Linked DNA regions of Homo sapiens: region 2 is linked to region 1. The links are chromatin loops, found by intact Hi-C in ENCODE. Cell type or tissue: B cell. All regions are shown on one strand. Each heading gives the region's core, and the rest is flanking DNA. Links, peaks and the distances in the headings are about the cores only. Region 1 holds the start of LOC124902492 (a long non-coding RNA gene). Region 2 overlaps ARMH3 (armadillo like helical domain containing 3).

Region 1 (15,273 bases), core at 4,832-12,831:
TCACACACTCATTTTCTGAAGACTTGAACATAACATTGATCACCTTCTGTCTCTTTTTTTTTTTTTGGTACGGAATCTCACTCTGTCACCCAGGCTGGAGTGCAGTGGCATGATCTTGGCTCACTGCAACCTCCGCCTCCTCTGGGTCAAGCGATTCTCCTGCATCAGTCTCCCGAATAGTTGGGATTACAGGCGCCTGCCACCTCATCTGGCTAATTTTTGTATTTTTAGTAGAGATGGGGTTTCACCATGTTGGCCAGGCTCATCTCGAACTCCTGAACCCAGGTGGTCCATCCGCCTTGGCCTCCCAAAGTGCTGGGATTACAGGCATGAGTCACCGCGCCCAGCCCACATTCTCATTTATTAACCAAAAAAAAAACCTGAATGTGTGTGGGCATGGCTTGGGCTTGACCTGGATTGTGAGAAAATCATCCCCTTGTATTACACCTTGAGTTGTTGTTTTTTTTTTTTTTTTGAGATGGAGTCTTGCTCTGTCACGCAGGCTGGAGTACAGTGGCACGATCTCAGCTCACTGCAACCTCTGCTTCCCAGGCTCAAGCGATTCTTATGCCTCAGCCTCCCAAGTAGCTGGAATTACAGTTGTGTGTGCCACCATGGCTGGCTAATTTTTGGGTTTTTAGTAGAGACGATGTTTTGCCATGTTGGCCAGGCTGGTCTCGAACTCCTGACCTCAAGTGATCTGCCCGTCTCGGCCTCCCAAAATGCTGGGATTACAGGCATAAGCCACTGTGCCCAGCCCACCTTGAGATTTTAGGTTCTTTTTTCAAGAATTCAGAGTGTATATGGTAAATGGTGGCAAATAACACAATCTAAATAATCTAAATACTAACTTTAATATTTATTCTCCCAGTTCAGTGCTGGAAAGCTACATTTGGAGTAGCTAGGTTATCAGACCATAGGTGTTGGAAACAGAAGGGAAAAGCTTGTTCCCCTTGGTTGTAAATCTCCGGGATGAAGGTCAGTTTGGTTGTAATTCTTTCTTCAAGTGTCAGCAGCAGATGGTTAGAGACAGCATTTATTCACCAAGGACTAGGCATTTTGAAGAAAATTCCAATCTCCAGTGTTTTTGACTTGCCAGGGCCGCATCACTGTATTGATTTCCTGCATTGAAGGCCACAGGAAGAGCAGGTAGACAAGTAACAGGGAAAGCGTTTTTGCAACAAGGTCTACATAGCATAATTCAATAGAAATACGTTGTGAGTCACATGTAACTTTAATTTTGAACATATAAAATTAATTTTTAATAGTTATTTTACCCAAAGTACCCAAAATATTATTCTTCTAACATATAATCAATATGAAAACATTAATTTAATTTTAATTTTTAATTTTGGTGGGTACATAATAGGTATATATAGATATGAGATACGTGAGATGCTTTGATACAGGCATGCAATGTTTAATAATTGTGTCATGAAAAATGAGAGACTGGGCATAGTGGCTCACTCCTGTAATCCCAGCACTTTGGAAGGGCAAGGCAGGAGGATCACTTGAGCCCAGGAGTTCGAGACCAGCTTGGGCAACCTGATATTTACAAAAAATACAAAAATTAGCTGGGCCTGGTGGCACGCGCCTGTGGTTTCAGCTACTCAGGCGGCTGAGATAGGAGGATTACATGAGCTTGGGGAGGTTGAGGCTGCAGTGAGATGTGATTGTGCCACTGCACCCTAGCCTCGGGACAGAGTGAGACCCTGTCTCAAAAAAAAAAAAAAAAAAAAAAAAGAGGAAGCTTGCAACATACCTTCCTCTGGTCTCTTTTTTTTTTTTTTTTGAGATAGGGTTTAGGGTTTCACTCCTGTCGCCCAGGCTGGAGTGCAGTGGTGCAATCTCGGCTTACTACAACCTCTGCCTCCCAGGCTCAAGCAGTCCTCTTGCATCAGCCTTCTGAATAACTGGGATTACAGGCGTGCGCCACCACACCTGGCTAATTTTTGTATTTTTAGTAGAGACGGAGTTTTGCCATGTTGCCCAGGCTGGTCTCCAACTCCTGGCCTCAAGTGATCTGCCCGCCTCGATCTCCCAAAGTGCTGGGATTATAGGAGTGAGCCACTGCGCCCAGCCCTGGTCTCTTTTTTTCTTTTCTGTTCTGAACATGGTACTATCTTCTGCATTTCCACTCAATTCTGTGTCCATAGTGTGCCTTCACTTTTAAATTTAAAAATCTTTCAATACTTACTTTTTAAAACTAGAAACAAAATTTAATTATAATTAAAATAATAGTAGGGCCAGGGGTGGTGGCTTACACCTGTAATCCCAGCACTTTGGGAGGCTGAGGCGGGTGGATCGCCTGAGGTCAGGAGTGCGAGACCAGCCTGGGCAATGCAGTGAAACCCCTTCTCTACTAAAAACACAGAATTAGCCGGGTGACGTGGTGCATGCCTGTAATCCGAGCTACTCAGGAGGCTGAGGCAGGAGAATCGCTTGAACTCGGGAGGCGGAGCTTGCAGTGAGCTGAGACTGCGCCATTGCACTCCAGCCTTGGTGACAAGAGCGAAACTCTGTCTCAAAAAAAAAAAAAAAAGAAAAAGAAAAAACCCACAGTGGTAATTATTTTACTTTAATTAGCAGTTCTGATTTATGTAATCATAACTGTAACTTGGTGGTTTTCAACTGATATGATTTTACCCTCTGGGGGACATTTGCTATATTTCAGTTGGCACAACTTGGAGAAAGGAGGATGTATTACTGGCATGTAGTAGGTAGAGGCCAGCTATGCTGCTAAACATTCTACAGTGCCCAGGACAGCCACAGCAACAAAGTAGCCCCAAATGTTAGTAGTGCTCATGTTGAGAAACCATGCTGTAACTCACGTTATCACATAAAATATTAAGTAAATATATTACATTGTTAAATTAATATGTAAAAAGTAAGTCATTTTAACTGAATCCATTGACATCAACTAGATTGATGATGTATTTACATGCATTACTAGAAACAACACACCTGCCCAACACATGTACTGTAATACAGCAGTAATATCTTATACAATGCAGCAGTTAAAGTGAAATGTAGCCCTACCAAAACAATACAATTGTATTTAGTGGAACAAAATTTAAACTACTTTAGTTTTTTTCATTTAAATTAATAAAATTTAAAATTCAGTTCTTTAGTTGCACTGGCCATGTTTCAGATGCTTAGGAGCTACATGTGGCTGGTGGCTACAGGACGGGTCTAGAGGAAGATCAGATATGATGGGTTGGCTAAAAATTCCTTACACTGTAAGGCAAGGGATGAGGATGGTTGACTTGTTACTGCAGGGCTTGAAGTGCGGCATGGGAGCTGGGTTTAGCCTGGTTTCTATAGCCACTATTTTCCTATACTTGATTTCTAAAAATAGAGAAATCAACACATTGTTTTATTAGGATACTACCTTGGGTTTTAACCTTGCATTTTCCAAGATCGGTTACTGCTGAAAAACAGGCCTGACTCTGGTAGTATAATAGATTCCCAGCTATTTCTGTGTACCACTAGGATGAAACTGTGGAATCAAAACTATTATCCCGGCCCAGCACGGTGGCTCACGCCTGTAATCCCGGCACTTTGGGAGGCTGAGGCGGGTGGATCATTTGAGGTCAGGAGTTCGAGACCAGCCTGGCTGAAATGGAGTAATCCTGTCTCTACTAAAAATACAAAAAAATGAGCTGGGTGTGGTGGCGCATGCCTGTAATCCCAGCTACTCAGAGGCTGAGGCATGAGAATCACTTGAACCCAGGCGGCGGAGGTTGCAGTGAGCTGAGATTGCACCACTGCACTCCAGCCTGGGCGACAGAGTGAGACCCTGTCTCAAAAAAAAAAAAAAACAAAAACAAAGACAAAAACAGTTATCCCAGTTCCTGAGCTTCTATTCACACTTTGTTGAAATTAGGAAGAAAATGAAGATATATTATATATTCACTATAACTTCTCAGTAAATACTTTTCTTTTGCTTAAAAAATACCTTTCCATAGATCTAGAAGAGCAAGGAGTTCAAAATATAAGCAAATTATATCTATAAATGTATCTAAATAGGAACTTAAAGGAACCAAAGCTTGTTACCTTTGTCAAACAGGATGTCAGGTCGTCTCCCCGTTGGTAGACATTTAAAGCACCAGTTTGGTAGCTCTCTGAAGACTAGTGTTACGAAACTGTCTTCTTTCATCCCTGCTTGTTCCATCTTAAACTGAAGGCTTTAGTCTAGACAGGTGGAAAGTCAGATATAGAATTAGTTCAAGGGGAGGGTACCTTGTATCATGGGGCATGTAAGTGACTGTTTTTTTCCTAGAATAGAGAAACTGGTGTTAACTGGTAGGAAGTGCTGTTTATTTTGCCCTTAACTGTTTTGAAGCTACATATCTGATTCTTCACAGCTGCCTAGGTGAACAGGCTTCACAGTTTTTACTACCAGCATGGTCTTGCCTCTTGAACGTCATTCCCTACCCAGAGGTCCCACAAGTACTTCAGACTTGACATTCCAAAGAAAATGCCTTATTGCCCTACCCCTACAATTTAAGAACTTTTCTCTCCTATGTTTACCTTCCCAATTAATGGTGTCATCATCTGTTTAGTTGCCTAAAGTAGAAATCTCAGTTACTTTAAATTCTCTGTCTGCTACCCAGTCAGTAGGTTCTTTCAACCCTGCCTTCTAAATATCTCTCAAGTAAATTCTTCTTCCCCAATGCTACAACCACTATTTTATTTCAAGGTCTCATAATCTCTCATGTTATAAGAGCCTCCTAACTGTTCTTTTTGCCTTCAGACTTTTTCTTATAGCAGCCACTATTCAATTTGTTCAGTCACAAGTTGGATTTCAGAAGCATAGGTCTTTACACTGCTGGTGGGAGTATATGTTAGCAGCATCACTTTGAGGGCAGTTTGGCAACAGCTAATAAAGTCAAAGTTGCCCAAACCTTATGACCCAGTAACTTCACCCCTAGGTACATTTCCTTGAGAAACTTTCTCAAACAAGGATGTATAAACAACAACGTTGATTGCAGTATTAATCCAAAATAAATACCAAAAGAAAAAACAAAAGGAAACCAGTTACATTTCTATGAACAGGAAAATGGATTGTGGTATATTTATACAATGAAATGTGATACAACACTGAAGATGGACTAGAGCTAAACAAATCAGAATAAGTCTCACAAATATAATATTCATTAAAAAGTAAGGTGCAGAATGTAACATGTACGTAACATTTAAGAACACAAAGTGATATGTTATTTAGAGACACGTTTGTATTTAGTAAAAGGATAAACACTCTGTATAAGAATGATACTCCGGGAAAAGACGGACAGACAATCAAAAAGGGGTTCATGGAGGGTTTGAAAGGTAGTTATAATTCTTTCTACAATTAGATGGTAGGTATATAAGCATTCAGCGTATTCTTTTTTGCACCTTTTTGTACATCTGAAATATTTCATTAGGAAACCACCAGATTTTAAGTCTTGCTTGATTCTTCATCATTGATAGGGATAGGATAATGTCCAGACCTTTTTGCATGACATTTGATCCCAACCTACCTTTCTAGCCTTATTTGTTGTCACTCTCCCATCTATCCTAAGATCTGTCCCAATTAGACTTGGCCATAGAGTCTCAAATTTCATACCTCTGCACATGCTTTTACCTAGAATGTCTTCCCTCTTCACTTTTCACCTACCAAAATTCTGTTTATGCTTCAAAATCTAGCCCAGATGTAACCTTCCTTGAAAGCTTCCTGGATTCTTTGAGAGAGAATGATTCACACCTGCATTGCCAAAGGGTTTTGTACATTTCTCTCTTGTAGCATTTATCACATTGTGGTATGGTTGTTTACATGTCTGTCCATCACTAAATGGACAGAGACCATGACTTTTTTACTTCCGTAATTCCTGCCCCAGCACAATCCAATATGTTACGATAAGTGTTGAGTGAATGGGTGGATAGCAGAATGAATGATTTAATCTTCCAAGGCCTTTACATTGCCATCATTGTCTTCCAGAATCATCACCTGACCTGAGGTCTTAAGCTACAGAAATGGATATTGAGATGCCTAAGAAGTCCTATAGGACTTTGCTTCTGATTGTGTTTCCCAAATGTGTCTGTGGAGCCCCGTTATAAAAGTCTGCTTCAGATCTTAACAGACAATAGGAAATATAGTCTTAATAGCTCCTGGATTAATCCAGTATAGCCAGGAAGTATGCTTTGAAATTGTTAGAGTCCCTTTCTCAGTGATGAACTGAGTTGTTTTTTCTTTCTTTCTTTTTTTTTTTTTTTTGAGATGGAGTCTCTCTCTGTCCCCAGGCTGGAGTGCAGTGGCGTGATCTTGGCTCACTGCAACCTCTGCCTCCCGAGTTCAAGTGATTCTCCTGCCTCAGCCTCCTGAGTAGCTGGGACTACAGGTGCACACCACCACACCCAGCTAATTTTTGTATTTTTAGTAGAGACAGGGTTTTACCATGTTGGCCAGGCTGGTCTCAATCTCCCGACCTCGTAATCTGCCTGCCTCGGCCTCCCAAAGTGCTGGGATTACAGGCATGAGCCACCATGCCCAGCCAACTGAGTTTTTTTTTTTTAATCCCAACACTGTAGAATTTACTGACTTCCAATTCCCTCCAGAGTAACAGGAAGACGGCCGAAAGGCTTTAATTATCCAAAATGGGGCTTTGAGACAACTAAAGCCACTTTGAAGTAAATTATTGATAGCATTATGCATTGTTTTTCTTTCTTTTTTTAAGTAACAAGTCAAAGTAATTAGTGCTATTTTTATCTTTGCAGATTCACTGAATTATAAGGGATTTTAAGGCTGCCTTAAAAAAAACTCCTCACTGGCTGAGTGCTGTGTTGCTGTCATTTATGTAAGCTAGAGGCCCTGCTGAGGGAATGTGTGTGTGTTCTGGGGCTGTTTCACATGCCACTGGTGTAGGTGTTTGGACGCCTTACTGCTCTTGGCGGTAAGGTGTTTGCTCAGGCTCTTCGTGGCATTAAAGGTTCTCTTCTGTGTTTCTCACTGAGGACCTTCCCAAATGTATATTATTAATCTTATAAGCCAAAAGAGAACCAAGGACACTCTTATAACAGGCAGCTGCAAAGCCAAGCCATTTAGTGTCGTCAGTGTGGTTTGGTGGAGATCAGAGACTGGAGGCTTCAGTGTGGCTTTAAGTGGAACAGCTGCATCACCAGCTGGAGACTGACAGCCGCAGAGGGCGGGCACGGCACAGCTGAGATCCATCTACTCCCATGGGAGCCTGAAAGACCTGCCTCCAACTTAGAAAACTGCTTTGTGTTTACAGTTAGTTTAGGGGAGAAGAGGTAGAGAACCTGCCCTGGCCTGTCTCCATGAGCATCTTTGAGTCAGTACTGAGCAAACAGGTGTAAACAGGACCCCAACAGGCAGAGGTCTTGTGGCTTTCACAAAAGTTGTCCTGCTTCCCCTTAGATGGAAAATATTTAAAATGAGACACTGGGAAAGGAAGCTATAACTTTTATCTTTAGTTTACTGGAAAAATTTGACTATTTGTTGAAGGCATGAACCTAATTTTTAACTAGTAAGGTTTCTTTTGTTTGATTTAGTAAAAGTTCGGTATCAGTCTCCTTCCCTGTAAGAAAATGTGCCCACACATTCTCACCTTTCCTTGCCTAATTATAAACTAATTCATATTTTGAGACTCTGCTCAAGCACCCTGTCCTTCAGAATGTCCTTTCTAAGCCTGCAGGTTGGGCTAAGCACCCCTCCTCTGTGCTTCCATGATACCTTTTGTCTACTCTTTGTCTGCCTTAGCCTTTACCACATCATAATGAAATTATCTGTCTGTCGTGTGTGTCTTTTCCATTTATGAACTCCTTGATCTCTGGGATTTATTTTATTCACAACCTTCATTGCCTAGCGTAGTGCCTGCACATGATAGGTATTCATATGTTTGTCAAACAAACTGAATTATCAAGAGTCACTGGCAGTGCTGGCAAACCTTTAGCTTCAGATACTGTAGAACTTCCTTCTAGGGACAGAGATTCCTTGACTATATGAGAAAGCAGTCAATTTGCAGAGTAAGAGAGGAGAAAATATAGAAGTTCTGTTTCTAAAACAGTGCTTATAGCATAAACAAAGTTCTTTAATTACTTTAAAACTAAATTTCTCCTTTTGGTAGCGTCACCTTTCAGGAGGAAGAAAACTTACTGCTCTTTCTGGTATATTGAAGAGATGGCAGCTAATAACCTCTTTGTGAGCATAAAACAATTATACCAGCCTCCTGTGGAGACAATCTGCCAGAGCCAACCGCCTCACCCTCCGCATGGGCTTCATTTTCTTACTCTGGAATCTCATCGACTCTCCCCTAAAGACCTTCATCTTGTTGCACTATTATGATGAATGTTTGGAGCTGGCTCTCACCCCCTGCTTTACTAGCTATTACTGGAGGTGCCGTCAAAGAATCAGGCCCCAAATTTATCCTCCCATTAAGTCCTCTCCTGGGCAGCGCTGCTTGGTTCTGAGTAGCAGTCATCTAGTTTCCCCTCCTTTTCCCACCTCCCGCTGCCTTTGAATGTAAGGAAACTGCAGGCCCTGTTGCAGACAAAGAGCTGTGGTAGAAAGTAAGGTTGCAAATCACTTTCTACCACAGCTCTTTGTTTGCTCTTGTTCTAGACCTGAAGAGAAGTGCGCACGTATGAGTGCCTGTGCGTGCATCTGCTGTGAGACCTCCAACATCATTTTCTGTCACAAGCCCAGCCCAGAAGTGCCACAAGTGACATTTCTTCAGTTGGTTGGTTGTATCTGTCTCCCAGCAATGTCTTTAGGATTTCTTCTCCATAATAAGTTAGAGATGTATCGGTTTCTGGACACAGGGACCTTACCTACTTCTGTCTATTCATATCTGTTCCTCTGAGTAATAGACATATGGTCTTTGGCTTTTTAAACTAGTTATATGATTTTTTGAATTTGTCTCACAGCTACTCTTAACAGCCTTCCCCTTGTGAGAGTTTCTGTTGAATAAAAGCTTTCTGGGTCTCTGATGTAGTTGGTTGGCATTTGGTCAATTTGGGGCTTTCATTTTGACTCTCAAAATTATTTGCAGAAAGAAATAGGGCCAAAAGGTGCTTCAAGTGCCATTTGTAAATCTTAGGATAATTGATAAGTATTCATTTATTCTAGCAAGCAGTGGATTTTGTTAAATAATAGATACTGATTAGGTCTCAACAAATCTGACCCTGTTAGCTTTGGTGCTAACTCATTAATAAAGCTGATGTTGAGGCTGCCATTAACATTAGAAAAGCGATGTTCCCTAGTAATATTTCTTTCCTTGAGGAGAAACTATTTTGCAATGAAGTTTTAACTTCTTCCCTTTTCAGAGAGACTATCAACTTCACTTAGGCAGAACGGTTCAATACTTTGGGCAGCTTGTTTATTCTTTATTTACTTCTTGATTTACCAAACTATCCCATTTTCTTTACCTCACTGACATAACTGCTACCCAGCCCCCCTGCTTTCTCCCATCCTCTCTACCTCTCAAGCCTCCCTTCTGTAGCCAACCCTACCACCTGCCACAGTATCCACACCCAGGCTTCTTATAGGAAGCCATCTCTGTGAGGGTCTGTCTGAAAGCAACATAAGTCAGTGCTGGAGCAGGTGAAAGCAGCCTGCTTTTTCAGAGCTGACGAGAAGGGCGAAGCTCTCTGTCACAGTGGGTGGGTGAGCAGCTAGGGCCGAGTAACGCCACGTCTCAGTGGTTAGCACCTGCAGGCTCAGAGCTGACAGTGCACTGTAATAAGATTCATCTTTGTTCACTTAACTGATGTGGGCTTTATGGTAAATGTTCGTTTGCTTAATTACTTTGGCAGACTTGCTGATTGCCTTTCCTGAGGAGTTCTAAAAGGTCCCCCTGGGATGGAGTATAAGCCTGTTTCCGTGTCTTTTAATTTCATTCTTTTCCTGGAGTACTTGAAAACCAGTACGTGATCCATATGGCCCACCCTCTCATCTCTCCTGTATGTGAACATCAGGACCACTGCTATCTAGTATGGAATCCATATGGCCCACACTGGACCACTGGGAAATCTTGACAGGTTTCTTCCTCCTTTGTGCACATGAGATCCTCCTCCTCCACCACTGAGGTATTATGTATGGCTCATCTAGTCTAGTTTAGGATTCATATGCCTCTTTTTCTCTAACTGGCATGGGATCCACAGAATATTTCCCTCCTTCCTCAGTCTAGCATGTGATCCACTAAAATAATTTCCCTTTATTTTTAGAGACAGGGTCTTGCTCTGTTGCCCAGGCTGGAGTACAGTGGCATGATCACAGCTCACTGTAACCTCAAACTCCTGGGTTCAAGCAATTCTCATGCCTCATCCTCATGAATGGCTAGGGCTATAGGTGTGCACATTATGCTGGCTAATTTAAAAAAAATTTTTTGTAGATATGGGGGTCTCACTATGTTGCCCAAGCTGCTCTTGAACTCCTGGCCTCAAGCAGTTCTCCCACCTGGGCGTCCCAAAGTGTTGGGATTACAGGCATAAGCCACTGTGACCAGCCAATTCGCCTTTATTTTTGAAGTGACGGGAAAAGAAGACTAGTCAATTGCTCATTTTCTTGCTCTCCCATGCTTAAAATTTAAGTGTCTTATAATAAATTGATTAATTGGGCTAATGGGAATGAGGTGTAATTAAAATATTTCAGGTTTTTGTCTCATGCCAGTTTTTAAAAAGTTCTTAATTCATATTCAAGAGATTGGAATGTTCACCATTAATCAAAATTAGATCAGTTTTGGGGGTTTTGAGCTTATCTCCAGTGCTTCAGAATTCCTCTTAGGTATGTGTTAGGATTTTCTTATGTTCTGAAAAGGGACAGAACATCTAATACACATTTTCTTATAGGCCATTTTGTTCCTTTATATTCATTTGGCATTTCTGAGCGTGTAGAGGAGCCTTGCTTCTGGAAATAGGAAATCCAGGAAAAGGGAAATAGGAAAACCAATTCCAAAGATTATTAGAGGTTTTCATTCTGTAGCCCCAGGAACTCTGCCAGTAACTTCGGACCTGCCACTAGAGAACAGAGTAAGGTAGTCAGAAGCACAGAGTGATGGATCTGAGCAACGATAGGATAATCTTATAGGTGTTTTATGTTTAGGAAAGTTTTGGAGCCTCTTTTCATTTATTGAAAGATTTAATAAAAAGTAGACATAAGGGGAATGGATTAAGTGATGATGCCTTTTATGGAAATGTAGATGGTCCATTTGACTTTTGTGGTTCTTTCAACACTTGTGGTTCATTCTTCTCCATTTACATTGGATCATTGGGTAAAGTAAGCAACTAGATGCACTGGTCAGTAGTTTATCCTTCTTGCTGGTTGTCAAAATGCCTTTTATACTAACTAAGGTTCCATTTTTGTGTCTTTGGTCCTGAAAAGAATGGCCACAGGGACAGTAGTATAATTTATGGAGGGAAATAATTGTCCTGAAAGGGTTAAGACCTAAACCTTAGGGGGTAAGTTAGAAGGATAATCCTAACAGGTCAGTTGCTGATGTTTTGATTAGATAGTTTCAAAGTGAAAAGGTTAGAAGGTATTCTTACTTGAGGTTTTATTTTGTTTAATGTTAATCAGCAGAGTCTTTGAGGCTTGTAATGCACTTCTGTTAACAGGCATCAAGGGAAATTGCTTTTTTTGTTGTTGGTGATTTGGGTGGGCTGAAGATTCATTGACTCCATGAAGAAGGAAGCTTAGTACTGCATGAAATGGGAGTCTGTGAGGCAATTCTGAAGGTGAAAGAAATGTTAGTTTAAAATTAAATAACTCAACCTCAGATGAACCATTTTAACTACTGCCACATACACTCAGTCATACCTTTACCCCTTCTCAAAAGCCAGTATTTTACCTGTATGCCTGAAGGTTTCCCAGGTAAAAGCAATTACGAATATGATGGTTTTCTTGTCTTTAATCTCAGATACCTGAGAACATACTCTGTAGTATATTGCATAGTAGTATATCACTGGACTGGTCTAGGAAAAGGGAAGCTGCCTTGGGGGAAAAAAAATTCCTTAGGGCTAGTTAGATGGTATACAGGAAAACAGAGAGGAAAGTTTTGGAAGTGAAATTCAACCAAAGAAACTACTACTCAGAGAGGTTGGTCTCTTGCCCAAAGTCACACAGTTAATAAGTGGAGGAATCCAGATTTTTTCAAATCTCCTTTCTCTAAAGCCTTGCTGTTTTCTGTATGAACCATGTTGTTCGGGGAAGCAATGGTATTTTAACTGGGCCTTCAAGGAAAAAGATGACTTAGGCTTTTTAGTGGTGATAACATTCTATGTGAAGAGATCCAGGTAAACAAAAGCAAGACATCCAGGTGTAAATATTTAGTAAGCATTTGAAAATACAGGGCTACAGCTCTTAATGAGGTTGGAGCTTAAGATCCAAATTTTTTACTAAGCTTGAGAAATTCACCCACAATCAGACTCGTTAATGTAAATCTGGTAGTCTTATAAGAGTAGTTTTAGGGTGAAACCTTCAAGAATCTTCATATACATACATATATGTGTGTGTGTGTGTGCGCGTGTGCGCGTATTGAGTATAACAGTTATGTTTCCTCCTTCCTTGGAATGAGAGTTACAAAAACAACTTTTGCTTGTTTTTCCCTGTTCTGCCTGAAAGATGTACATAGCAGCTTTTAGAGATAGCCTGCTTCCTTCAGGTATCTCAGTAATGAAACAATCGCCATGTTCTGAGCTTCTGAATGAAACTATTTATTTATTGTTTCATTAAAGACTCGTAGATGCTTCTGTCCATGGGAGATTGCATTTTGGAGGATTTGCTTTAGCTTTATATTGGATATGAGGAGGAATCCACATTTTCTTTTTCTTCTTCTTTTTTTTTTATTTCTTAAGACTGGGTCTTGCTCTGTCACCCAGGCTAGGGAGCGCAGTGGTGTGATCATGGTTCCCTGCAGCCTTGACATCCCTGGCTCAAATCATCCTCCCATCTCAGCCTCCTGAGTAGCTGGGACTACAACAGGCACATGTCACCATGCCCAGCTAATTTTAAAAAAAAAAAATTTTTTTTTTTGTGCTCCTGAGCTAAGCACTTCTCCCACTTCAGCCTCGCAAAGTGCTGGAATTACAGGGGAGAGCCACCGTGCCTGGTCCACATTTTCTCTTAAGCTATATTGCCTACATTGTTAAAGGAACATTTCCATGCTTATCTTTAATGCAAGTTCGACATTAACTATGTGTCTCAGTTAACAACCACCCGGCACTTGGGAAAAGAGAGCTGCTTTGCAGAGTCATGAGTCAGAGAGAATAAGTTTACAATGGACCAAGAAATCCCCAGCCGGTTTACTGTTCATCCTTACTGTTCCATCTATCCACTTCATTTTGCTTCAGCCTGTATAAGTGACCTCTATCTTCTGCAGTCAGAAGTTGACAGTTGCATTGGAGGGTGGCCCAGATTCCTGCTCTTAAAGGTGCATTGGGCACAGTGCCATCCCTCACTGTGGCTGGCTTTAGCAATTTCTCTTTACTATGATGTTGTCTATTTATTTTTCCTTCCCCTTTGGGACTTTCTAATTCAGTGGCTTTAGAGGCCCCGTATCAGAATAAAACACATTCCCCCACACCTCACCTCATCCTCCCCACCCTCAAACAAACACACAAACAAAACCTAGGCTTACTTTTAGAAGGTATTAGATTACTTAAAAAAGGAATGCCAGAAAGCTTTCCTCTAGCCTCTTGATATGACTTAAGAGGAAGAAAAGCTTTATTGTCATCAGTGTCAACTTTTGCTCCTTCTTTGGGAGGACAGCTGTTCATGTCTGAGCCACCTTTTTTCCTGGGATGAGGATAAAACATTTTAATTTTTATTTTCATACTTTGGGAGGATAGCTAGTGATTCTGGATCTCCAGAAGCAAAAGCTACTTACAGTGAAACTGGACAAAATATTGGTGAGCAAAATAAATTTGGTACCTGCTGTCTTGGAGCTTTTAGTTCAAGTTTCAGAGAAGCTAGAGGTTTGGTTAGAAATTACATTCTCTTTTCCCACTAAGTTCTGTCTGTGGGTAGAACTCCTTTCCCCTTCCTTGGGCCTTATTACTACCCATATTTCTTTAAATCCTCTTCCCAATTCTGTTTCCCTGAATAATGTGGGCAACTCCAACTATTGCTGGAAAAATAAATTGGTAAAGGATGTTGAGAATAAGAGAAACTTTCTTCTCATCCACCAACCCTGCCACCCCCCTCAACATCCTATTCCAGCAGCCAAAAGTTGACATCCTTTGCCACATGCAGAACTTTTGACTTAAGTATATCATACATATTACCATGAGTTGGACTCTTCTCACCTCCAGGTAGGGTCAGTCCTTCCTGAGCATGTGCCCTTCAGCACCAGTCTCACTCGTCATCTCTGCCACCTTTTGTGGTATTGCACCACAGAGCCCTCTCTCTCCAGAAGCTCCTGAAACTCCAGCTTCTGTAATTTATAGGATAGTCCATGGCCCAGTGAGCTCCTTTTCCTACTGCCATCAGCATTGCTAACATATGCAAGCTTTAGAAAAGTTTTCTTGGTGAGTGAATCACCCTGGGAATCACCACATTAATTCTGTGTGGAACTGGTTGGAGAAAGCAGCTTGCTCAAAAACTGCTGGGGCCAAGGAGGCCATAATCATTTATATATGATACAGTTCATCCACTTAAAGTGTACAGTTCATGTTTTCTGGTATAATCATAGGGTTGTACAACCATCATCACAATCTAACTTTAGAATATTGTGTTCCCCCTGAAAGAAACCCTATACCCAATAGCAGTCACTCCCTATTCTTCCCTAACCCTCCTTGTAGCCCTAAGCAACCATGAATCTACTTTCTGCTTCTACAAATTTGCATATTCTGGACCTTTCCTATAAATTGAAGTAGCTGTACCATTTTACACTTCCACCAGCAATGTATGAGAGTTCTTCTCCACATCCTTGCCAACACTTGTTATTGTTTTGTTTGTTTGTTTGTTTGTTTGTTTGTTTTTGAGACAGGGTCTGTGCTCTCACCTAGGCTGGAGTGCAGTGGCTCCACCTTAGCTCACTGCAGCCTCGGCCTCCTAGGCTCAAGTGATCTGCCCACCTTGGCCTCCCAAGTAGCTGGGACTACCGGCACACGCCACCATACCCGGCTAATTTTTTTTTTGTAATTTTGTAGAGATGGGGGTCTCCCCATGTTGCCCAGACTTGTTTTGAACTCCTGGGATTGCAGGCATGAGTCACTGTGCCCAGCCTTGCTATTCTCTTTTTATCACTATCCTAATGGGTGTGAAGTGGTATCTCA
Region 2 (15,273 bases), core at 3,793-11,792, 85 kb before region 1:
TGGAAACTCAGTAATTGCAGTTTGCCGAGGAACAAGAGCTGAGGGGAAAAAAGAAGAGATGCTTTGGCTTTTTAAGAAGCCACTTTTGGTTGGACTAATTAGGTTCAAACTCACCATGTATCTTGGTGACACACAGGCATGGCAGAACTTGAGTGAGTTTAGAGCTAAATTTATAGCTTCAACCTCCCCCTTTACTATTCCCCACTCTGCTCTTTTCTCTCTTAAGAAAAATGGTGAAGATATTCCACATGAAGTAGAGATCTCTCTCAGTCTCTCTCTCTTCATGTTCTCTGTGGAAAGATGACCTCCTTTTCACAAGATTAGGGGTGGCTGGTTATGGAAGAGCTGCTTATTAGCAGTGGGCCTGGTATAATTGCTTTTCAAAAATCTTTCTAAGAAAATCTTTAAAGGAGTTGTTTTTCACAAATTGTAACAGTTCCTTGTAATTGGAGTCTGTAGGCTTGTCAGATCTTCAGAAAAGGTATTGGGAAAGGGCCAAGGGATGTTTATTACTAATCCATGGTAAGAGGTTTTTGATTTTCTGTCAGTCTTCAGGAAAGCCCGGAATAGACAGGGTCTTGCCTGCTTCCACGCTGCCTGTGTAGCAGTTTGCTTCTGTTGGGCTGAACCCATTCCCAGCAGAGCACAGATTTTTCTTCTTGCTCCTAAACCCTCATGTGGAGCCTGCACATGAATCCTGCAGCCTCTGTGAAAACCTTAAACTATCACAAACAGAGCCAGCTCCTTGGGCAGATGGGACGGAAGAGGGAATAGGAAAACAGATTACTCTCATTCCTCTCAGCATCTGCCTTAAGTCCCTGCGTCTTAATTTTTATTGTTTTTGCTTGGAAATTTTTGACCAGTTAGAGATACACTGGGAAATTACACTAAAGAAAAATCTCATGGCTTAAGTAGGGTTTGACATAAGGCTCTAGGCTCATCCTATTAGCTGTCCAGCTGATCCTTGAAAGTAGTTCTCAAAGTCCAAGGATTTGTACGAAGTGTGATAGATTACAGTTTCTTAAATATAGCTCTCGCTTCTTACTTTTTCTCTATATTTTTATTAGGATCAATATGCCAATGCATTTTTGCATGATGACAACATGAATTTTCGAGTAAACTTACATAGAATGGTAGGTGTTTCTTTTGCTTCTTGTTTTTTCTTAGAGGAAATTTTTTGTATGTCGGCAGGGTTGGGATGAAATTGATCTTACTAGAACAAATGTGGGTGGAAAGTTGTGCCAAAGGGCTTTGCATGACGGCTGTTCAACAGACCCATGCTTGTTGTTGGGATTTTTGTGTGTCATGGAGCTGTTTCTTAATCAAGAGTTTTGGAAGATTCACAAGCGTGGCAATGATACTGGATTTCTTTTTTTTTTTTTTTCTTTTTTTGAGGGAGAGTCTCTCTCTCTCTCTCTCCCCCCCAGGCTGGAGTGCAATGGTGTGATCTCTGCTCACTGCAACCTCTGCCTCTTGGGCTCAAGCAGTTCTTCTGCCTCAGCCTCCTGAGTAGCTGGGATTACAGGTGGCTGCCACCACGCTCGGCTAATTTTTGTATTTTCGTTACAGATGGGGTTTCACCACGTTGGCCAGGCTGGTCTCCAGCTCCTGACCTCAGATGATCTGCCCGCCTTGGCCTGCCAAAGTGCTGAGATTACAGGTGTGAGCCACCGCGCCTGGCCTGATACTGGATTTCAATAATATAGGTTTCAGCAAGGAAATGGTTCTAAGCCTTTTGTTTTCAAAATGTAGTATAATTTTTGAGTGGCTAAGACTAGCTGCTGCTCAGATTTGTTCATCTGAGAAGTGGGCAAATAGAATATGGAGGATCAGGGAATTTCTTAAAGCTTGGAGGTATGTTAAAAAATATCACATTGAGGGCCGGGCTTGGTGGCTCATACCTGTAATCCCAACACTTTGGGAGGCCAAGGCGGGATCACAAGGTCAGGAGATTGAGACCACCCTGGCTAACAGGATGAAACCCCGTTTCTACTAAAAGTACAAAAAATTAGCCGGGTGTGGTGGCAGGCACCTGTAGTCCCAGCTACTCAAGAGGCTGAGTCAGGAGAATGGCGCGAATCCAGGAGACAGAGCTTGCAGTGAGCCGAGATCGTGCCACTTCACTCCAGCCTGGGCAACAGAGCGAGACTCCGTCTCAAAAAAAAAAAAAAAATTACATTGAGGTTTAGATGTAAAACTTTCTTTATTTTTTTGCAACTACTACTGTTGCTGCTTCTATAGGTGGCACCATCACTTCCTCTTTTTTTTATTATTATTATTTATCGTCAAAGAAAAACACCAGTGTACCTCTTTTGTCGTTAGTAATGCCACTTATATAACTAAAAGCAAAGTAAAACCAACAGTTTTCCCATTGTAGTATTCTCTAGTGCCCTTTGAGGTTGTGAATTGTAATTTTGTAACAGGCGTGCATTGATAACTGAAGCATTCACAAGTCCTCCCTTCCCCGCCTCATCCCATGCTACCTCATTCCTCTCCCACCATGTGAAAAAGAGAAAGAAAAGGAAGTATCCCTGTAATAGTGATTTTATTTGCACAAGGAACATGATGATGGGCCATTGGATGTCAGTGCCGGTGTCTACTAATTTCCTTTCTTCATTTTTTTGGTGTGAAGCCTATGAGACACAGGAAGAAGGCAGCAGACAAGAATCTTCCCTGCCGTCCTTTAGTATGTGCAGTACTGGGTGAGTGAGTATCATCAACATTGACATTGTTCTGTGACAGCGATAGGCTTTCATGATGAAGATGAAGAGTAGAACCTGTTTGATGTGCTTCTTCCGCAAATAAATTATTAGTTGTGTTTTTTCCCTGGCCTAAGAATCATGTTTATTGTTGTGTTTGGTAAAGCAACCCCAGTTATAGAGTGGTCAATAAAAGGGTCCTGTTGTTCAAAGAAAAAAGTCATTCCAGTGAGACAAATGGCTGTGTCTAAACTTGATACATGATTTACAAGATACATGATCAAGATTTCAGGCTGGGCGCAGTGGCTCACACCTGTAATCACAGCACTTTGGGAGGCTGAGGTGGGCGGATCACTTGAGGTCAGGAGTTTGAGATCAGCTTGGCCAACATGGTGAAAACCTGTCTGTACTGAAAATACAAAAATTAGCTGGTCGTGTTGGCGTGCGCCTGTAATCCCAGCTACTCAGGAGGCCGAGGCAGGAGAATCGCTTGAACCCAGGAGGCAGAGGTTGCAGTGAGCCAAGATCACGGCATTGCACTCCAGCTGGGGCGAGACTGCATCTCAAAAAAAAAAAAGATTTCAAATTCTTCCCATCCTTTCTTGGTTTGAATTGATGTGCTGGCTGGCCAGGAGGCTTGAAGTTCATGGTTTACATATACAAAACTTCCCCTGAGTATATTAAACTGAGATGAGGCTGACTGAGTTGACAGGTAGGGGGCTGTATCTTGGGTAATTTTGTCTGTCCAGAATTCTGCATTTTCCTCAGGGAATTAGCTGAATTCTTAATCCCATTTCACTTGGATATTCAGCCCCAGTTTCTAAATCTACTTAATTTTAGAAACAGTAATTAAGGCTGTATAATAAGCCTCTCTTGACCCAAAGCCCCACAGCCCATTTCAGTCAATATCTGTCTAACTGAGCATGATAGTAAGATGAGATTGACTGACATAGCTTTAGAGCTGAGTCTCTGGTTACACAAATGTGATCCATAATTTCTTCTCAGAGCTTGCTTCATTGTCTAGTCTCAGAATATGATTTCCCTTTGGCAGTCTGCATTAATGCCATGGGATGAAATATCTATACAATGAAATTTTCCATTTATCTGAATTTATTGGCAGGTCAGGGTATCCTTCTGGAGGTCAGCAAGTGAAATAATTTCTTATTACTTTACAAGTGGCAGGTGGTGAACAGTGTTACACAAAATGCGTTATATAAAATAAGTGTATATGAATAAAGATGTGGTTAGTGGATGCCGTTCAGTGTGAGTGCAAGGTGTACTCAGAAGCTTTTTTTCCAACTCAAAGACAAGAAATGAATTCCATTGTAATTGATCCAGTTTTTCTCTATTCCCCTTTCAGACCTGATGGTAGAGTTTATTGTAACACACATGATGAAGGAGTTTCCTATGGATCTCTATATGTAAGTACAAATATGTACACATTTAATGTGTACAAATCTATTTTAAAGAACTGAATGTTAGAAAATTCATGGTCTGTGTAGGCCGGGCGCCATGGCTCACGCCTGTAATACCAGCACCTTGGGAGGCCGAGGCGGGCGGATCACAAGGTCAGGAGATCGAGACCACGGTGAAACCCCGTCTCTACAAAAAATACAAAAAATTATCTGGGCGCAGTGGTGGGCGCCTGTAGTCTCAGCTACTTGGGAGGCTGAGGCAGGAGTATGGCGTGAACCCAGGAGGCGGAGCTTGCAGTCAGCTGAGATTGTGCCACTGCACTCCAGCCTGGGCGACAGAGCGAAGACTCTGTCTGGGAAAAAAAAAAAAAAAAAAAGAAAGTTCATGGTCTGTGTATACTTTAAGAAAAACACATTTGCATGTGGAGAAGTGTTAGGGAACATTTTCTGGCCTGGATCTGTACATCTTTTCAGAAGAGGTAATAAGCACAAACCACAATGTGGATTCTGCACATATCCGCATGATCACTTCTAGGCACACTGCATGAAGAGGGAGCCGACACATGAATATAGTGATCGCAGGGGTCTGTTGTAATCAAAGATATGCAATACCAGCAGACCACTTAGTTGTCTCTGAGCTTTCGCATTAGGTAGGACGAATTTAGAGAGAGATAGCGCTTCTGATCCATTCTTAGCCTACATTGTCCTGACAGCCTAGCTGGAGCCCTATTATCTGGGCAGATTATGTCTCCAGTGGCCTCGCCGGGAGAGTCCTGCCTCCTGAGGAGAACTGTTTGACCATCACAGTTTTTTGTTTTTGTTTTTGTTTTTGTTTTGAGACGGAGTCTCACTCTGTTGCCTAGGCTGGAGTGCAGTGGCATGATCTCGGCTCACTGCAACCTCTGCTTCCCAGGTTCAAGTGATTCTTCTGCCTCAGCCTCCCAAGTAGCTGGGATTACAGGTGCACACCACCATGCCCTGCTAATTTTTGTATTTTTACTAGAGATGGGGTTTCACCATCTTGGCCAGGCTGGTCTCTAACTCCTGACTTCAGGTGATCCGCCCACTTCAGCCTCCCAGTGTGCTGGGACTACAGGCATGAGCCACCACACCTGGCCGACCATCACAATTCTTTATAATGAGCACAACTGGAGGCAACTCAGAATCATCATATTTTCTTTTTACTTTGTGACAGGGCCTCACTGTGTTGCCCAGGCTGGTCTTCAACTCCTAGGCTCAAGCAGTCCTCCCACCTCAGCCTCCCAAAGTAGCTGGGACTACAGGTGTGTGCCATTACACCTAGCCATTATCATATTTTAATAAAGTTTAAACCTTAAGAGTTTTGTTTCTCCTTTGCCACTCCTCCTACATTCTTCTCTTTAACACCCAAGAACAGCTGTGCCACATTAATGTGATCTCAAATATGTATATTATCTTTAGTCCTTATAAAACATCTGAATTGAGTGTGACATCAGAATTGCTCCCTCCGATTTTTGGGCAAGAGGGTAATTTGGTGAACAGCAAATTGAGTAAAGCCCATTGCAGTGCCAGGCCTGGGATCTAGGGAGGTATAAAGGATTTCAGTCTAAATAGAGTAGACCTCTAGCTTGCTTTTTTTTTTTTTTTTTTTTTTTGAGACAGAGTCTTATTCTGTTGCCTAGGCTGGAGTGCAGTGGCATGATCTCAGCTCACTGCAACCTCTGCCTCCTGGATTCAAGTGATTCACCTGCCTCAGCTTCCCGAGTAGCTGGGACTACAGTCGCGCACCACCATGTTGGCTAATTTTTGTATTTTTTAGTAGAGACAGGGTTTCACCACATTGGCCAGGCTGGTCTAGAACTCCTGACCTTAGGTGATCTGCCTGCCTTGGCTTCCCAAAGTGCTGGGATTACAGGCGTGAGCCACTGTGCCCAACCTTCCGGCTTCTTAGATTGCTTATAAACTATATAGTCTTGCTTTCGTAGGTCTGAAATAATGATACAAATTTTACTTTTAGGTAAGTAGGTTGCAGTTTGCATTTTTCCATACCTTTTGGGTGTTTAGAAGTAAGTCTGATCCTTTATTTCAATTCAAAGACCATGAACAGTTGCTTTTTATAACACTTAACAGATGAGTGTTCAGCTTATTTTAGCTGGGGTCCCTGAACTTCATTATCTTAGGGTTCAGATTTGTTTTTGCTATGGACTTTATTTCTGGCTTATTTTATATCCTAGTTTTAGGATGTGCTATTTACTTTGTAACACGTATTACTGTAGTTTCAATTTTTTCATTTTAAAAGAAAGGAAACTGAGGCTCAGGAGATTAATTACTTTGCCCAGGGTTATTCTGTTAGTAAGCATCATTGCCTAGATTTGAACCCAAATTTTCTTACTATAAATTCTGAACTGTTACATTCCCAGGTGTATTAGTTATCTACTGCTGTGTAACAAACTACCCTAGACGTAGTGGTTTAAAACAAACATTTATCACCTCACAGTTTCTGTGGTTCAGGAATCCAGGAGAAACTTAACTGGATAGTTTTGGCATAGGGCCTCTCAAAAGGATGCTTTTTAAGGAATAAAGGTAATATGCATACTTGAGGATCACATTAACGTGGCACAGCTTTTCTTAAAGAGTGTTAAAGAGAAGAATGCAGAAGTGGCAAAGAATTAAAAAAAACCTTAAGGCTTAAACTTTATTAAAATAAGATGATGACCAGGTTAGTTGGGGCAGCAAGTATCTGAGATTCTACTGGGGCTCAAAAATCTGCTTTCAGGCTCACCTAATGGTTGTTGGTAAGCCTCAGTTCTTCACCACGTGGGTCTCTCCGTAGGGTTGGTAGGCATGGCAGCTGTCTTTCCCCAAAGCAGTTAATCTAAGAGAGAAAAGGGGAGCGAGAGCCCAGGATGGAAGCCATAGTATCATGTATAACCTAATCTCAAGTAACATATCATTTCTAATGGTCACACAGACCAACCCTGTTGCAATGTGGAAAGGGACTATATGAGTGTGTGAATACCAGATTGGGGTCCATCTTGCAGGCTGGTACCACAGTTGCACAGCTAGTAAGCTGCATAACTAAGGTTAAAATTCATGTCTGACCCCGGAGGCTGTTCTCTTAATCATGTCTGTGATAAGTGATGGAGGAAAGATTTGTATAGAGTGACTATGCTGACTGGAGCATTAGAGAAGATATCGGAAGGTTGCATTTGACCTGAGTCATGAAGAAACACTAGGGATTTTCTGTGTGGAGGAGTCAGGGAAGGACATACCACGTAGGGGACCAGCATGTTTAGGTGCTTGGAGGCTAGAAAATGTGGTATGTTTGGAGAATAGAGCATAATTCCAGGTGGTTAGAGTGTAGAGTGCATGGAGGGAGGATAAGAGAGTAGAAAAAAAGCTTGCCCAAGATTAAGTGGATGATGAGGAACAGTTGAAGGTGGGGCTGATATGATAAGATTGTATGTTCATTACTGTAAAGTTACAGGTATATTATCTGTTTACCCAAACCCCCACATTTCTAGCCAATGAACCTGGTCTACCCAAATGTTCTAACTCCCTCCTCGCCCTTGTTCATAACTTCACCCTCAAAAGAGTTTTTATCTTGCCTTGCTTTCTTAGGCGCTTTTTCCACCTGCTCCTTAATTTACTGCCCTGGGGTTAGGGAAGATGGAGAAGATAACGAGGCATCAAGTTGACAGAGGCTGGGCAGAAGGTCCCACCCTCAGGCTGAATTCACTTTCTTCATTACTACCCCTGGGCATGTTTCCAGATCTTCCTTCCCCCACTTCTAGCTCCCTTTCCAGTTTTTAGAATTTGAAGCATCAAGTCCTTATCAGGTGAACTTCCTGCTTCCAGCTGGGCAGCAGGCCAGGCTGCTGCTCTCACTTCTCATTATGTACCCCTTTTCGGCAGTATACAGCAGAATGAGAAATTGAAAGCAAAATGAATTTCTGCCATTTCAGATAAGTTTATAATCTTCCTAGTGAAATATGAAGAAATATGGAGTTTGGAAAGACTTAATACTCAAAGCCAGAATCTGGGTCAGAAATGAAACAATTTCACATCTGTGTGTGAATGCTGTAGGTAATGATGGGGGAAGGTGCTTATACTGAAGAAAAAAAAAAAAAGAAAGGTCTTGCCTGGAGCAGTTAAGAGGTAGCAAAACCGAACCAATTACTTTCACCTCCTAGCTGTACTCCTTGATTCTTGCTGCCACTCTCACTGCCACCACAGGATTGGGGAGTGAGGGGATATAGTCTCTGGGAGAGTAAATTTTCCTTTAAGTTACTCTTACATCGAAAACTTGGACTCTTCTTAAGTCACATATTTCCAAACCTGTAGGTAGGCATCAGAAGAAAGGTACAGACTTCAGTGGGTCCTACAGGAAGATTTCAGGAGAAAGTGGAACTCATTTTGTGTTGAAATAGGAAATTGCTACAAGCATGAAAGAAGCCCCACAAGAAGCACTAAATTTAGAGTCATTCTGCCAGTACATACATATGTGTGTGTGTGTTTGTGTGTGTGTGTGTATTTTATTTCATTTATTTTTATTTTTTTTTGAGACAGAGTCTCTGTGTTGCCCAGGCTGGAGTGCAGTGGCATGATCTTGGCTCACTGCAACCTCCGCCCCCCAGGTTCAAATGATTCTCATGTCTCAGCTTCCTGAGTAGCTGGGATTACAGGTGCCCACCACCACACCCGGCTAATTTTTTGTATTTTTAGTAGAGACAGGGTTTCACCATGTTGGCCAGGATGGTCTTGAACTCCTGACCTCCGGTGACCCATCCACCTCGGCCTCCCAAAGTGCTGGGATTACAGGAGTGAGCCACCGCGCCTGGCCTATGTGTGTAATTTTTTTTTAGAGGCAGGGTCTTGCTTTGTCGTCCAGGATGTAATGCAGTGGCACGATTATGGCTCACTCTAACTTGGAACTCCTGGGTGCAAGCAATCCTCCCACCTCAGTCTCATGAGTAACTAGGACTACAGGCTTGCACCACCATGCCTGGCTATTTTTATATTTTTTGTAGAGATGGGAGTTTTGCTGTGTTGCCTAGGCTGTCTTGAACTCCTGGCCACAAGTGATCCCCCTGCCTCAGCCTCCCAAAATGTTGGGATTTACAGGCATGAACCACTATGCCTGGCCTCCAGTATATATATATGCACACACATATACACATGTATGTATGTATATATACGTATTATATATACATGTATACATATATGTGTATATATAAACCCATGCGATCTGTATATATATATGTATATACATGTATATATACGTGTGTATATACGTATATACACATACGTATATACACATATATATACACACGTATATATACATGTATATACGTATATATATACATATATACGTATATATATACACACATATATATTCATATATGTGTACACGTATATATACATTATATTTATATATGTACACATGTGTGTATATATATGTACACGTGTGTGTGTGTGTGTGTGTGTGTGTGTGTGTGTATATATATTTTTAGATGGAGTCTCTTTCTGTTGCCCAGGATAGAGTGCAGTGGTGCTATTTCAGCTCACTGCAACCTCCGCCTCCCAGGTTCAAGCAATTCTCTGCCTCAACCTCCCAAGTAGCTGGGATTATAGGCAAGCACCACCACGCCCGGCTAATTTTTGTATTTTTGGTAGAGACGGGGTTTCACCATCTTGGCCAGGCTGGTCTTGAATTCCTGACCTCGTGATCGACCTGCCTCATCCTCCCAAAGTGCTGGGATTACAGGCGTGAGCCACTGTGCCTGGCCTCCAGTATATATATATATTTTTAAGGCCATAGCAGTGGTTAAAATTTTCATTCTGCTTGATAAATAGTATAAATTATTGAAACCACAAGGCTAATGATGTCACCTGTTGGTGACTGTGGAGACAGGAACAGAATCTAGGAGCAGTGCTGGAGTGGATGTGGATAGATGGCCGCAGGGGTTGGGGATGTAGGTCGCATCTCATTGGTGCTCTGGAGTGGCTCAGTGTTGGTGGGATGGCGTTATCAAAGGGGGCCAAATATAGGCCGTCCAGACCCAGGCCATACGAGAGGTGCTGGCATTCAGGAATGTACTGTGTGTGCATAGGTAGTCATGTATGGGCAGCATCTAGTCACATTTGCTGGCTGCAACAAAGCCATTAGCACCAGGAACCTCATGACTCTCAAGTTCATGGGAAAATTGACAGATGAGTTTGTAGATTGCTAAGGCAAATCATGCTCAAACAAGGGCATCATTAAGTGACAACTGTATCAAACAGGATCACATCACAATTTCTAAAAATCAGCAAATTATTTGGAAACAATTAGGATGATTTATATTGCAACTTATGTCACTTGGTAAGCAATTTTGGTACAGGCTTATGAGTGTAAAAAAACATAGTGTTTTTTCTGTTTTCTCACTCAACAACGACAATCAACACAGAAGACTTCTATGACCAAATGTGGGGAGGGTTTAGTCCCTACACACCAAGCAAGCAATCAGTTCTGTAGCAGATAGCAGCTGGGTGTACTGTATTTCAATTCTGACACTATCTACCTGGAGGTAGTTTCAGATCCCATGGGTTTAGGGCTCAGTCCCTAAGACTACCCCTGGCTTTCAAAGCCAATCAGAAGCCCAAGGTTATTTTGCCTGTGTTTCTGATGGACCGGCTATAAATTGGGGTTCCTACAACCTCCTCCTTAGGTTTGATTAATTTGCTAGAGTGGCTCACAGAATTCAGGGAAACACATTTACCAGTTTATTACAAAGGATATTTTAAAGAAACATATAAACAGTCAGATGAAGAGATACATAGGGTGAGGTCTGAAAGGGTCTGGAGCCCAGGAGCTTCTGACCCCATGGAGTTGGGGTGTGCCAACCTCCCTGCACGTAGATGAATTCTTGTTCGCCTTCCTGTAGGCCTCCATGTGTTTAGCTATCCAGAAGCTCTCCAAACCCTGTACTTTTGGTTTCTTATGGAGATTTCATTATGTAGGCATGTTTGATTAAACCATTGGCTGGCCATGGTTCATGCCTGTAATCCTAGCACTTTGGGAGGCTGAGGTAGATGGATCACTTGAGCCCAGCCTGAGCAACTTGGTGACACCTTGTCTCTACAAAAATTAGTTAGGTGTGGTAGTGTGTGCTTGTAGTCCCAGCTACTTGGGAGGCTGAGGAGGGAGGATGGTTTGAGCCGTGGAGGTCAAGGCTGCGGTGAGCCGTGATTGCACCACTGCATTCCAGCCTAGGTGACAGAGTGAGACCTTGTCTCAAAAAATAAATAAAATAAAATAAAAACCACTGGCCATTGGTAATCAACTTAACCTTCAGCCCCTCTTCTCTCCCTGGAAGTCAGGGCTAGGGCTGAAAGCCCAGCTCGCTAATCATGCCTTGGTCTCCCTGGTGACCAACCCTCATTCTGAAGCTACCTAGGGGAGGCCAGCCGTCAGTCACCTCAACATACAAACAGACATCACTTTGGAGATTCTAAGGATTTTAGGAGTTGTATGTCAGGAAACAGGGTTGAAGACCAAATATATATTTTAGAACAGTGGTCCCCAACCTTTTTGGCACCAGGAACCAGTTTCATGGAAGACAATTTTTTCACAGATCTGGGGGCAGTGATGGTTTCGAGATGATCCAAGTGCATAACATTTATTGTGTATTTTATTTGTTATTATTACATCGTAATATATAATGAAATAATTCTGTAACTCACCATAATGTAGAATCAGTGGGAGCCTTAAGCTTGTTTTCCTGCAACTAGATGGTCCTGTCTGGGAGTGATGGGAGACAGTGACAGATCATGAGGCATTAGATTATCATAAGGAGCCACAACCTAGATCCCTTGCATGCGCAGTTCACAATAGGGTTTGTGCTCCTATGAGAATCTAATGCTGCCACTGATCTGACAGGAGGCAGAGTTCAGGTGGTAATGCAGACCATGGGCAGCAGCTGTAAATACAGTTGAAGTTTCCCTTGCTCACCTGCCACTCACCTCCTGCTGTGCAGCCTGGTTTCTAACCAGTACTCGTCCATGGCCTGGGTGTTGGGGACCCTTTTTACAATATCACAAGGTTAGTTTATTAGAGAATAAAAGGGAATGACTTAAAATTTTTCCATGTATGTATTGATTTATAGATTATTTTTCTGTACGGTTTGTAAAATACATGTTTTTTTCTTTTTTTGAGACAGTCTTACTCTGGCATCTAGGCTGGAGTGCAATGGCGCAATCTCAGCTCACTGTAACCTCCGCCTCCCGGGTTCAAGCAATTCTTGTGCCTCAGCCTCCCAAGTAGTTGGGATTACAGGCCTGCACTACCACTCCTGGCCAATTTTTGTGTTTTTTTTTTGGTAGAGATGGCATTTCACCATGTTGACTAGGTTGGTGTCAAACTCCTGACCTCAGGTGATCCACCCACCTTGGCTTCCCAAAGTGCTGGGATTACAGGTGTGAGCCACTATACCCGCTATACCCGGCCTGTAAAATATTTTTAATATCACTGCTGAAGGTACCCCAGTCTTTGTTTTTTTTTTTTTTTTTTTTTTTGAGATAGAGTCTCGCTCTGTCGCCCAGGCTGGAGTGCAGTGGTGCGATCTTGGCTCACTGCAAGCTCCACCTCACTGCAAGTTCACGCCATTCTCCTGCCTCAGCCTCCCGAGTACCTGGGACTACAGGCACCCACCACCGCGCCCAGCTAATTTTTTGTATTTTTAGATAGAGACGGGGTTTCACCGTGCTAGCCAAGATGGTCTCAATCTCCTGACCTCGTGATCCACCCGCCTCTACCTCCCAAAGTGCTGGGATTACAGGCGTGAGCCACCATGCCCGGCCTGTACCCAAGTCTTTTAAGAGAGTACTGTTTAAATAGTTTTTACTAAATTCTGTCTGAGAGGCTCCTGCAAGACCACTTAGGGAGTGAGAAGAACAGAGAGAGATGTGAATAATGGAGCAAGTAGAATAAGCTAATAAGGTAGCAATGGAGGCTTATTATTCGGAGTGCTATGAAAATATCTGGAGAAGAGTAATTTTAGGACTTTAGCTTATAAATTTAGTTCAATTCACTTGTATCCTTGGTACGTTGTTAGGCATTTTGTTTATTTATTTATTTTTAAGACGGGCTATCACTATGTTGGCCAGGTTGGTCTTGAACTCTTGGCCTCAAGCAGTCCTACTGCCTCAGCCTCCCAAAGTGCTAGGATTACAGGCGTGAGCCACCAAGCCTGGTCAGTTGTTAGGCATTTTAATTCCTCTACCTGGTGTCTCTGGCTCTCATTCTGCAGAGAGAGGTTAGTAGTGTTTTCTCTGCTTTCTTCTTTTCTCCTCTGGTAAGAAGCCCAAGAAATTAGCTACCCCTGTTTTTTTTCTTTTTCTTTTTTTTTCATTATTTCTTCTTAAAAAAACAAAAAAACGATTACATGTGCAGAATGTGCAGGTTTGTTACATAGGTATATGCGTGCCATGGCCTATTGACCCATCCTCCGAGTTCCCTCCCCTCACCCCCCAACCCCCCAACAGGCCCTAGTGTGTGTTGTTCCCCTCTCTGTGTGCATGTGTTCTCAATGTTCAGCTCCCACTTATGAGTGAGAGCATGCAGTGTTTGGTTGTCTGTTCTTGTGTTAGTTTGCTGAGGATGATGGCTTCCAGCTTCATCCATGTCGCTGCAAAGGACATGATCTCATTCCTTTTTCTGGCTGCATAGTATTTCATGGTGTATATGTACCACATTTTCTTGATCCAGTCTATCATTGATGGGCATTTGGGTTGGTTCCATGTCTTAGCTATTGTGAATAGTGCTGCAGTGAACATACATGTGCATGTGTCTTTATAGTAGTAGCTACCCCTATTTTAGCTTGATTCCGTCAGCTGTCAGATTGATACCCCACAGATTAATGTGGTGTCTGCTAAAGTCAGTAGGGTCTTGGGATATTCTTTGTCTCGGGTTATAGCCATAGAACTTGAAAGAGTCTCAGGCTGGGCACGGTGGCTCCCGCCTGTAATCCTAGCACTTTGGGAGGCTGAGGTGGGCGGACCGCCTGACGTTGGGAGTTTGAGACCAGCCTGGCCAACATGGTAAAACCCCATCTCTACTAAAAATATAAAAATCAGCCAGGCATGGTGGCAGGCATCTGTAATCCGAGCTACTTAGGAGGCTGAGGCATGAGAATCACTTGAACCCAGGAGGCAGAGGTTGCAGTGAGCCGAGATCATGCCACTGCACTCCAGCCACTGTGACAGAGTGAGACTCTATCTCAAAAACAAAAACAAAACAAAACCCCCGAAAGACAAAAGGAGGAGCCGGTTTCATTTACCTGAAACTAGCAGTTTACCTAGGTTCAGTTTTCTAGGAACTTTATAGCTTAGTATAATAAGACTTAAGCAATAGCATTCAGTTGGTATACAGTCAAGATTTGTTGAATGAATGAATGAAAAGGGTAGGTCTGACAGTTTCTTCTAAACCTTTTGGTTTGTGTGATGAGCCTGGAGTTCCAGAGGGGTACAGTCCAAGCCTTGGGCCTGTGGTTGACCAAACCCTCCCTTAACTAAAAAAGTCCTAATTTAAGTACTTTTAAGGCAGCGAGGATATGACAAAGTGAGACTTAGAATCTGGATTTAGTTAAGACATTGCATTTTAGGCCATTTAGAAACCTCTATACACTAGGGATTCTAAGGGCTGAGATCATAGTTAATTGAATGTTGAATTTGTGAATTTAAATTGAAAATAGGAAATATAAAAGCTAATCCTCTCAAATGAAGAGTATCAATTTATCCACCTAACATAGGCTATTAAAGTGGACATTTAATGGCTTAATCAAGAATCCAAGCATACCTAGTTATAGAATATATGAAATGAACATTGCCGTGAAAGCTGTAAATTGCATATCTTGACAAATATTTGGAAAACGTAGGCCACAGAGTTTTTTTTAAGCAGCTTTAAATTATACAATTTAGTGTTTTTAAAATATATTCACAGAGTTGTGCAACTATTACCACAAACTAATTTTAGACCATTTTCAATCGACCCTTGCATAAAGAAATCCTGTACCCAGTAGTAGTTACTCTTCTGTATTTCTTCCTCTGTCCTCTCCCTCAGGCCTAGATAACCCATGTCTACAAAAATTAAAAAATCTACTTTTTGTCTCTATGTATTTGCCTATTCTGGACATTTTATA

Evidence for each region. Hi-C counts contacts between places; a loop is a spot of excess contacts. Peaks named below come from ENCODE experiments on the same cell type or tissue, not always from the same donor. Only the 100,000 strongest peaks of a DNase experiment are listed, where the experiment ranks them.
Region 2: a loop joins it to region 1, with 2.6 times the contacts of the local background. A loop is called at or near these places in 2 of 110 quality-filtered maps.

Annotation. Positions count from the first base shown.
Region 1 is chr10:101,895,934-101,911,206 of GRCh38, reverse strand. The region is part of intron 23 of ARMH3 (armadillo like helical domain containing 3); the gene reads left to right. It overlaps LOC124902492 (a long non-coding RNA gene), which reads right to left and starts at 6,561. Exons shown (of 2, transcript XR_007062269.1): 1 at 4,057-6,561; 2 at 836-1,122. RefSeq lists a silencer at 2,498-2,547 and enhancers at 8,078-8,741, 8,741-8,900. In B cell, for the core only: CTCF peaks have their summits at 9,522 and 9,722; DNase peaks (open chromatin) are centred at 7,156 and 9,666; H3K4me3 peaks cover 385 bases; H3K27ac peaks cover 5,509 bases.
Region 2 is chr10:101,979,398-101,994,670 of GRCh38, reverse strand. It overlaps ARMH3 (armadillo like helical domain containing 3), which reads left to right. Exons shown (of 26, transcript NM_024541.3): 17 at 1,068-1,133; 18 at 2,633-2,702; 19 at 4,060-4,120. Among named protein-coding and RNA genes, the nearest start is that of ARMH3, 69 kb to the left of the region's middle. In B cell, for the core only: no CTCF peak of the experiment used is centred there; a DNase peak (open chromatin) is centred at 7,990; H3K4me3 peaks cover 1,017 bases; H3K27ac peaks cover 5,730 bases.